2 separate regions of the Homo sapiens genome follow, and region 1 is linked to region 2. Evidence: chromatin loops called from intact Hi-C (ENCODE). Cell type or tissue: Calu3. All regions are shown on one strand. Each heading gives the region's core, and the rest is flanking DNA. Links, peaks and the distances in the headings are about the cores only.

The links. Hi-C counts contacts between places; a loop is a spot of excess contacts. Peaks named below come from ENCODE experiments on the same cell type or tissue, not always from the same donor. Only the 100,000 strongest peaks of a DNase experiment are listed, where the experiment ranks them.
Region 1: a loop joins it to region 2, with 12 times the contacts of the local background. A loop is called at or near these places in 5 of 110 quality-filtered maps.

What each region holds. Positions count from the first base shown.
Region 1 is chr2:57,546,841-57,552,061 of GRCh38, reverse strand. No RefSeq gene overlaps it. Among named protein-coding and RNA genes, the nearest start is that of VRK2, 500 kb to the left of the region's middle. In Calu3, for the core only: CTCF peaks have their summits at 2,032 and 2,255; no DNase peak of the experiment used is centred there.
Region 2 is chr2:57,698,703-57,703,923 of GRCh38, reverse strand. It overlaps LOC101927235 (a long non-coding RNA gene), which reads right to left and starts at 2,702. Exons shown (of 3, transcript XR_940113.3): 1 at 2,310-2,702. RefSeq lists enhancers at 1,131-1,630, 1,631-2,132. In Calu3, for the core only: no CTCF peak of the experiment used is centred there; no DNase peak of the experiment used is centred there.

The DNA of each region.
Region 1 (5,221 bases), core at 984-3,483, 150 kb after region 2:
TATATGTAATATTTATATCACATAGGAGCAATTACTGTAAAAAGAAACAGCTGTGAGCATTACCCCTTTTCTACCTACAAAAACAAAAAAGCAAAAGGAAAAAGGTGACTGATATAGTTTGGCTGCATCCCTACCCAAATCTCATCTTGAATTGTCATTTCCATAATCCCCATGTGTCGTGGGAAAGACCTGATGAGAGGTAATTTAATCACAGTGGTGGTTCCCCTCATGTTGTTTTCCTAATAGTGAGTGAGTTCTCATGAGATCTGATGGTTTTATAAGGAGCTTTTCCCTCTTGTGCTTGGCAGTTCTTGCTATGGCCATGTGAAGAAGGAAGTGTTTGCTTTACCTTCCACCATGACTGTAAGTTTCCTGAGGCCTCCCCAGTCATGCTGAACTGTGAGTCAATTAAACCTTTTTCCTTTATAAACTACCCACTCTTGGGTATGTCTTTATTAGCAGTGTGAGAATAGACTAATACAGTGACTATTTACTTTGAAATAGTGTAGTTGTCTGACAGGTTTTTCCTGCCCACTGCGCAGACAAAACCAATTTACTGAGACCATGGTCTTGCAGTAAAGAAAGAGTTTGATTAACACTAGGCTAACCACAGAGAAGATGGGGGAGTTATTATTCAAATCAGTCTCTCCAAGAAGTCTGAAGATAGAGTTTTAATGGATAATTTGGTGGGCAGGGGCTAGAGAATGGGTACTGCTGATTGGTTGGGGATAAAATCATAGAGGTTCTCATGCACTAAGTCTGCCTCTGGGTGGGGGCCACAGGACCAGTTCAGTCATGAGTCATGGATTCAGGTGGGATTGGTCAGTTGCCAGAATGCAAAAAAGCATGAAAAACTTATCAAAAGACCAATCTTAGGTTCTACAATAGTGATGATATCTATAGGAGCAATTGGCGAAGTCATAAATCTTGTGACCCCTGGTCACGTGACTCCTAAGCAGTAAGGGATTAAAGAAATTATGCCTCCATTTTAGCAGAGTTCCAATTCCTCCCATAATCCTAATCTCATGGCCTTTCATAAATTTTCAGTCCCTGAGAAAAAAGAATGTTAGTTTTATGGAAGCAGTGCTGTCATTCATGCTTCAAAAGTAAACCACAAAATAAGTTCCTCCATGGGCTTGGCCCATACCAGGAATGCATCAGGATAGCCAGCCTATGAGGCTAGATGCAAGATGAAGTCAGCCATGCTAGATTCTCCTCACTGTCATAATCTGCAAAGGTGGTTTTAATCACTAATAGAGATAGAACATCAGCCTAGATTGACAGGGTTGGGCTACATCCAGGACACATTGCTTCCCCCAAGTGCTAGTTCTGGGAGAACATGGTACACTTGTTTAGCATCAGGAAATTGTGATTTAAATTATTGCCTCTTCTTTCTCCTGGAAAGTGGCAATTAATGCAAAGTGAGAAGTGGTATGCTCTACTGCAAATTAAAGGAACAGAAAATTTGAGGATAGTAGAGGGGGAAAAATCTCTGGTTCTTAAGTTAGAAGGGAGGAGACAGGTATGGGAGTTGAGAAAGCACTTGAGTCAGGAAGGGAAGAGAAGAAGAAATTAGTTTTTGTTGTGGTTTTTCCTTTGCATTTGCAATGTTTTAGTAGTGGGCCTATGACTCACTGTGTTAAAGACCATTCATATGTATTCTCAATTAATATCAAGACAGCTTTGAGGGTCACACATTAATATTCCTATTTTACAAATCAGTAAACAGATGTTTGGTGATGTTAAACTCCTTGCTGGAGATAAACAATTAGTTGATGAAGGAGTCAGAACCCAACCTATGTCTCTCTGGCTCCAAGTGCAGACTGCTTCCATTAAGTATATTTGTTGCAGGAAGTAGAAAGGATCACTTCACTGCCTAAGTCTTGGTTTCCTCATCTATACAGTTGGGTAATAAGATGGATCTGATTGTGTTGTGAGAAGTATTTTGGAATGGTCCATGGGAAAGACTCAGGACAGGGCATATCACAAAGCTTAGTGCATGACAGTTGAAAGTTTGCAGTGATTGATTGCAGCAGAAGATTGTGGTTAAACCTGTGGCAGGTGCTTTGTCAGGAAGTAAGACACCTTCTGGAGCATTGCATCTTCTCTTTGTCAGAACCACAGACAGTAACCCTGTTTGCAGGCAGTCATCTTGAAACCATGTTCGGAATTACTCCGAAGAGGAAGAATACGAGATAATATGAATGAAATAGAGGAAACCCATCCCACTACTGGAAAACCAGTTTAAACCACTTCCTGATTTGGCTCAGTGCTGTCACTCTAGAGGAAGGATTTTAGTGGAGCACGTATTCTAAAACCGGATTATTTATAGCTACTACTCAGCACCACCTACTGGTAAGCTGACAGAAAACAGAACTCAAACTATGCAAGGCTAAAAAAAATTGAGCACATTAGTATGAAAAAGTCAAATTGCAGTAGGGAAATGGTTACAAGAGACACTGTGCATCAACATAATAGAACAACACATAGACCCTATAAGATAGAATCCACAGAAACATGGAGTTTGAAATAGTGAATATTAAGTTAGATTACAATATTATAAACAAATATGCCAAACATGTTTTCATGGAATTAAGAAGGGAGAGAAAGAAAAAATACACCCATATTGATGAATTTAATTTTTTTCTTTCAAATTTGCTATTTTGTACATTAGTCACAAGCGTATTCTTCAAAAATAATCTGTAATAGAGGACAATTGTACTGAAATGTATTCAATAGATAAATAGACAAAAATAGAAGTGATCATATATCTTATGTACATTACATTATTTTTTCTCTCCAACTTTCTATAACCTTATTTTTTAAAAGTAGAGACTTGTTTAGATTAAAAAGCTAAAATATGCATACAGTAAACAACAAATCCAAACTTTACTGAAGTTATGTAATAGTATGTCTCCCTGAGCCCTAGGATCTAAATCTAACGTGCAGAAATTTATCAGGCTTAGAAGTTCTTGCTGATACTTCTAAAATGTTTCTATGAATATACAAACGTGTGTGTGCATGCAAGCAAGCACGTGTTTGTGTGTGTAATATATCAGTTTTTTTCTCTCACATGTGGGACCATATTAAACAGGTTGTTGTGTATTTGTCATTTTGCTGAAAATTGTGTATTAAAAAGGCTGTCTTGTAGCTGTGTCTTGTTCAGGTGTCTCTAAGACTTCCGTAAGGCCATTGAAGCATTTCAACCTTATATAAAAGGTTGGCTAGTACAAAAAGATGATGAATTTAGGCAACGGAGCTATATTTAATAAATGCCATTTTTAGGATTCATGTCGAAAGAATTGGCGAGTTCTTTAAATTTGGTTTTGTTTTTATCAAAGAAATACTTGCATGGAGTATCACTGATCAAATAGTTCTGCAAGGCTCATAGCCAAAATAAGTAGTCCTTTTACTGTACTTTGCGAGTCATACAAACTCCCATTCCTCAGAGGAGGTAATTTTTATCATTTTTAAAACTTTTCTAGATTACATACTTTCTTATTTCTATGTAGGATGCTTGTGGGCAAATTTTACATTTAGTGAATTTTATGGAATATCTGTTTCTTTTCTACTGTGCAAAATGAAGACTCGTGAAGCATCTTTCAGCCCTCTTTCCAAACACACAGGCACATATTCTCTAATACAATCAATAAAGTTACATCAAATATGGCTTGATCAATATTCAGTGTGTGGACCCATTTGATCGTATATATATTATCTGCAGATGGGACTTTTTATGACTTGAGAAAATCTGGATTTACACTATGTTATGTAGAAAAGAGTATTTTATTTCTTGCTTTCCTGGAGTTAATAATTACCTCTTTTTAACCTTTGCTTAGGTTTCTATCTACCTATTAGTAATTTCTTTCTAAATTCTCAAACATTTGAAAATCTTCTCTCTATATATTCAAACACATCAGTTCCTTCCTTCCTCTTTTTTCCCTTCCTTCCTTCTTTCTTTCTTCCCTCCCTCCCTCCCTCTCTTCCTTCCTTCCTGCTTTCATTTCTTCCTTGATTTCTTTTTTCTTTTCCTTCCTTCCTTCCTTCCTTCCTTCCTTCCTTCCTTTCTTTCTTTCTTTCTTTCTTTCTTTCTTTCTTTCTTTCTTTCTTTCTTTCTTTTTCTTTCTTTCTCTCTCTCCTTCCTTTCTTCCTTCCTTCCTCCTTTCCTTTCCTTTTCTTTCCTTTCTCTTTATTTTTTCTCCTTCACTCCTCCCTTCCTTCCTTCCTCCCTCCCTCCCGCCTTTCCTTCTCTCCTCTCCTTCCCTCTCCCTTTCCCTTCGCTGCCCCTCCCCTCCCTTCCACTCCCCTCCCCTCCTCTCCCTTCCCCTCCCATCCTGTCCTCTCCTCAGCTTTGTTCTCTTCTCTCCTGTTGCCCTACTCTAATTTGAATGGGCCTGTGGCACAACTGTCATTCTGCAAACGTTCTACAGATTTTCCCTTGCTAGAGCACCTGGATTCTGTGTCTTACACTTTTTTGACTTATGCTTTCATTTGGGGAATAAATTGTTTAGGAACTTCCAAAGAAAACGTGCTTGAGTGTTTTTGTTTTTGTTTGAAATTTGATAACCTGGCTGAAAGGAACTTCTAGATCATAAATCATTTTTCTCAAAACTTTGAAAGCAATGTACTCTTGTTTTCTAGTTTCTAGTGTTTTCATTTTTACTTGTTTTTGTTTTGTTTAGAGATTTCTGAAGCACTTTTGACTTCTTACCTTGTGCATGTGACCTCCTATTTCCTCTTGAAGTGCTTAGGATCTTCTTTTTGTATTCAAGGTTCAGAACTTTCGTATTTATGTGTCTCAGTGTGGTTCACTCTTTATTCTTTTTTGCAAACAATATGGTGGGTCTTTTCTTGAAATATTTCTCCAACAATTGTACTTATTCAATTTTGTTTATCTTTTCTCTTTCTAGAATTCTCTTCTTTTTATATTAGATCGCCTGAACCAACTTTAGAATTTTCTTCTCTCCTTGCAGTTTCTTCTTTTCTTTCTTCTTTCCTTTCTTGCTTTTTGTTTTTGTTTTTATTTTTTTCTTTTGAGACAGAGTCTTGCTCTGCCACCCAGGCTGGAGCGTAATGGCATAATCACTACACTATTTGTAAACCTGAACTCCTGGGTTCAAGCAATTCTTCTGCCTCAGCCTCCTGAGTAGCTCGGACTACAGGCACACACTACCGTGCCTGACTAATTATTTAAAATTTGTTTGTGGTCTCACTGTGTTGC
Region 2 (5,221 bases), core at 993-3,492:
TATTGGTTTGCTGTCATTTAAATATCCTTGTCTCTGATTGATCTTCTACCCATAGGTCATCAAAGTCTGTAATACTTTCCCTGACAATCCATGTAGATTTTGCTTAAAATTAAAAAAAGTTTGCATACGAAGTAATCAATATTATGCTTTGGTTTTACTCTTAGAAGTTCTACTTTCACTCACCTGGTAAGCCTAGAAACAAAGAAGCTATTATGCGCATCATACCCAGGGTTTTTAATTTTAAATGATGACTTTATAGCTCAAGCACATGCCAAGGGAGGAAACAAGGCAGGTACATGGCCACAGAGAGCTTGCTGAGTATGTGCGAACAACACTTGAGCACATGTCTAGAGGAGTGAGTCTGTTAGAATGTTAACAATGGCATTTTCTGTTTTCACTTAAGTGGTGGTTCATTTAGGAGGTACTTTTCCCAAAGGAACAATCATTTTTGAGACTTTAAAATCTCTGAATAGTATATTTTCACTCAACCAATTCTCATAGCCTTCTGTAAAATATCACAAAATCTCAGAGTTTATGAAGAAGGAATATTTTGTTTTGTTGCAATTTCCTCCAAAGAGAGAAAAAGTAAACACGCATGGTCTTAAATAGTGTTGTGCTGTTTAAAACTCTAACTTACAACTAGTGAAGAAATATGGTTTCCTATAATCATAAAGCTTTTACCCATAGGTAATTCCATTTTTAAGTGTTTCTGTAGAGAACATCCCTCTCCTTTCCTTCAAATTTTCATTCTCCTTATCTTTTGATTGATGACCAAGAATGGCATTTAGTTTAGGAATCCCAACTAATTACTATTTTTCAGACACCAGATACCATCACTTTTTTTGGTAGTCCTCAATTTAAAATTATATTTATTTCTAAAATTTTTAAAATTTTTAATTTTGGGGTACATAGTAGGTGTATGGGGACTTGTATTAAATATTTACTTTGATATTCTCTTGAGACTCCACTCATGCACACACACAATTTCTCTCTGCCTCTTTCTATATAATCTTTCTCCCTTTCAGCTATCAATCCATTTATCCGTCTATGTACTAGATTGCTGGAACTTAGCACCCTCTTCCAAAAACTCAGTTTTTAAAAGCCTCAAGGAGGTTCCTCATGACAGTTCACAAATCAGTCTATCATCAAAAATCATCATTATGCATCTGCCATATTTTTTTTCTTTTACTTAGGTTCTGATTGGATGTCTTGGAGTCTGAAGTCCAATTTAGGGAGTTTCAGAGTCACTATGGGGATACAGTTGTTCATGAAATGCCTGTGACTAGGTCATGGGTGTTCTCTCAATGTTTTGTTCTTCTGATGGTCCAGGTCAATACCTATGCTGTCATCATTGACATCTCTCTTTCATGACACAAATGCAACCTATAAGTCAATTCTGATTGCTTTAGTGCAATATACTACCACCTTGGGACTGTAACAATAGCAGCTTAGCCAGTCTCCCTGCTTCTATTCACCACCAATCAGCCAGAATAACTGTATTTTATTTTTTAACCTAAGTGATATCATGTCCTAGTTCTTTTACTGGGAATAGAAGGGCCTTCCAGCCATGCCTCCGCCTGGGACCAGGCCACTGACTGGTCTGGTGCTGCTCTCCCCTAGCCACATTGTGCTCCCTAGCACCAGGCCTTTCTGCATTTCCTCCAGCTGCCAAGTGCTCTCCCCTCAAGCGTGCTTTCCTCCAGGTATGAGCAGGGTTCACGCTATCTCTTCCTTCAAATCTCAGTTAACATTTCTCTGTATTAGGTAGACGACCCCAGCTAGATGCGTTCTTTCACTACCACACCATTCCCTCTTGGATTTATTTTTCTTTACAGCATTTTTCATTACTGAATGTATTATACTCTTTCTTATAGTATAACATACTATGATATTTAAGATATACTATCATTATAACATATTTTTATATAAATATACATGTACCATATAAGATGATTACATACTATTTTTTTTTAACTCGGTAACTGCCTTAAGAACAGAAAAACGTGTCTTTTTCATTTTTACATTACCAACAGCAAAAACAGGGACTATCATAAAGTAGTTGCTCAATAAATACTTGTCAATCAAATGAGCTTATAAACAAATGGAAGTCCCTGATCTTCAGAACGCCAAACCTGGGCTCCGATGGGTGTTTAGATGAGAATGGCCCTCTTCTCAATTCCACATGGTGTCGCTTGGGACCAACATATTGAGCTGTTTATCCCAAGAATATCACAGTCTGTGATCTTTGCCTCTCCCAAACCGATAAACATTTACAAACAAAACCCTAGTTCCTTCATGTTTGCACACACCCCTTGTCACAAGAAGAATTTAAATCAGCTCATGTGATTCCTTTTTGTCCCCATACATTCTTTCTAAATTCTTTCACCAGTCATTTCTCCCTGCATACACATTCTTGTCAAAACTTCTCAGGCCTACATGCGAAAGAGAAGCCTCATATTTTACATTCTTTTGCACAGAAGAAACAGTAGGGGGTAGAGAGACGTTTCCTTTTGGTAGCTGCCTCTGAATTTAAGCAGTTGCCCAAAGGAGAAGAAAAACCTGAGCTGTGGGGTTGGGGAGGCAAAATAGAATCTCTTTGCATTATTGGTTCACAAACTACTCATTACCTAACAATCTGCTTTATCTCTCTTGAAAATATAGTACCAATGTTACCATGATGTTAGTTTTCTACAACACCTTCGTTATTAACAACATAGTATTTCATTTTCTAATTCCACAGTGAAATTTATTTATTCAACTCTCCTTTTGCTGTTTAGGCTATTTTCAATTTCTTACTAGTGCAAACAAAATTGTCATGGATATTTCTGAGACTAATACTGGCTCAAGGGTTTGGCACCTTGTTAAAGTTAATAATTACCCACCAGGATTATTAAAACAATTTGCACACTTAGCAACAATACTTGAGAAGGCCCATATCTTGTTACCTGCACAGAGCTCTTTTCAATCTTTTTAATCTCTGAAAGTAATAGGCCCCCAATGGCATCTCATTGTTTTTTAAAATGTGTATTTCTTTCATAATCAAATTTTAACATTTTATATTTAATAAACATTCAGATATCCTATTTTGTGAGCCTAATTTATGCCCTTTGACCATTTTGACCATTTATCACTCTCTCTTTCTTTTTTTTTTTTTTTTTTTTTTTTTTTTTGAGATAGTGTCTCACTTTGTTGCCCAGGCTGGAGTGCAGTGGTGCGATCATAGCTCACTTTAACCTTGAACTTCTGGCCTTGAACAAGTGATTCTTCCACCTCAGTCTTTCAAGTAGCTAGGACCACAGGCACAGGCCACCATGCACCACTAATTTAATTTTTTTTTTCTCTGTAGAAATGGAGTCTCCTTATGTTGTCCTGACTTGTCTTAAACTCTTGGCTTCAAGTGATCCTTCCACCTTGGCCTCCCCAAAACTGGAATTACAGGTGTGGCTGACTGCCATGGTTACTACTTGAGACTATCATTACAACAGTTACTACTGATACTGCTTGAGACAGTCATTACGAGACTGAAGGAAGGAGGACGAATGTAGAAATAAAAACTTAAGACAAAAGTAACTATTTTAAAGGAAGGGGCTAGGGGAGGAAGAAGAGGGCTCTCTGCTTCCAGTAAGCAAAGGCAGCAACCTTGAGCTTCCACAGCCCTTTGTATTTATTGGGTAGAAAGAGCAGGGAGGAGGAGGTAATGATTGGTCAGCTGCTCGACTGATCACAGGTTCACATTATTGCTAACAGGCTTCAGATGTGCCTAATCAAAAGAAACACTTGTGCCTGGGTCGTGACTGCCCTCAGCATTCCTTCTGGGTGGCAGAGGCAGTTTGTCCGTCTGCCAACATTCTGCATTTATGAGAACAGTTTGCTGTTTACTCATACAGCCTCCAGTGGTATACTGGGTTGATCACGACCCTTACTCTTTTGGCCTTCAACATATAGGTGTGAGCCACTGTGTCTGGGCATTTTTCTCTTCTGGTATTTGCTTTTACTTTTACATTAAAATAAACAAATAATGGTCTTTATGAAGCATGTTAGATATTTACAGGTAGCAGACAGTTTATTCAAGTTTTACTTTTGTCCTTCTTGTGTCCAAGAGTGAGATGACTCTTTCCCGGGGTCTTGGAGGAACGGTGTATATGAACTGCAGGTTAGAACCTGTAGTAGCTCATCTGATACCTAGGAATTTCTTTTGACGCTTTCTAGGGTTGGAATCTCATAACATCCTCTCTCCTTGATGTTGGTACATCCTTCAAAGAAAGTTTTTTGGTAACTTTTCAAGGGATAATGGGATAAAAGAAAAAATATTTAAAAGGGCACATTGGATTAATTTTTCTCAGCTTTGAATATATCAAAAGATTTTCATTTTCTCCTTTTAATTTGGTTGGCAATTTTTAACTATGGCTTCATTGTTGTCTGACATCAAGTATTGCTGTTTAAAAAGCCAATTACATTCTGAGAAGACAACATGAAATGATTGGTCAATAAGGCAGGACACAAGCTTAATCGCTTCCCCCAATTTGTTATATCTGTGAAGAGCCAGCTTAGCTTCTGAGCTCCTGGTATAATCAGCTAAGGCCTCTGTTGTAACTGCATCTCAATTCAACTTCTTTATCTGCCAGATCTGCAGCTTGCATTCCCTCCCAGGTGGTGTTTTATGAGAGTATGCCCTCATAAACTTCCTGTATGCAAATCTGCACGTGAGAGTCTTTCTTAGAGCACCAGACCTAAGACAATTAGTCCCAAGAGAGGATCAAGAAAACAGATCCTAAATTGGAATGCTGAATCATCAGTAAATGGTAGGTAACATCACTGGTGGTAGATGGAGTACAGATAGGCTCTAGCACACTCTGGTGATGCAGTTGTTAAAACTTTCACCAGTGGTGACCTGGCATGGAAAACCAGGAAAGGAATTAATTGGCAGATGCAATATTTTAGAATCTAGAGAGGTTCAGAGTAAGTAGTAATTATAAGTACCATAGAATCTTATGATTGGTGAATATAAGCTATGCTTTAGAGAAAGATGATGAAATATGAAGTGATTAATCACCAATTTAATGTAAAATATAAAAGTCAGAAGGACTCCTTTTTAGCATACGAAAGGATGCTTATTTCTTGCAGCCAAGGACAGAAGACTGAAGGTGATGCATAGGACTTAATTTTAAACGGTGGCAAAACTCCAGAGAAGGTTAAGTTCTCAATCTGGCAAGTTTTCTGT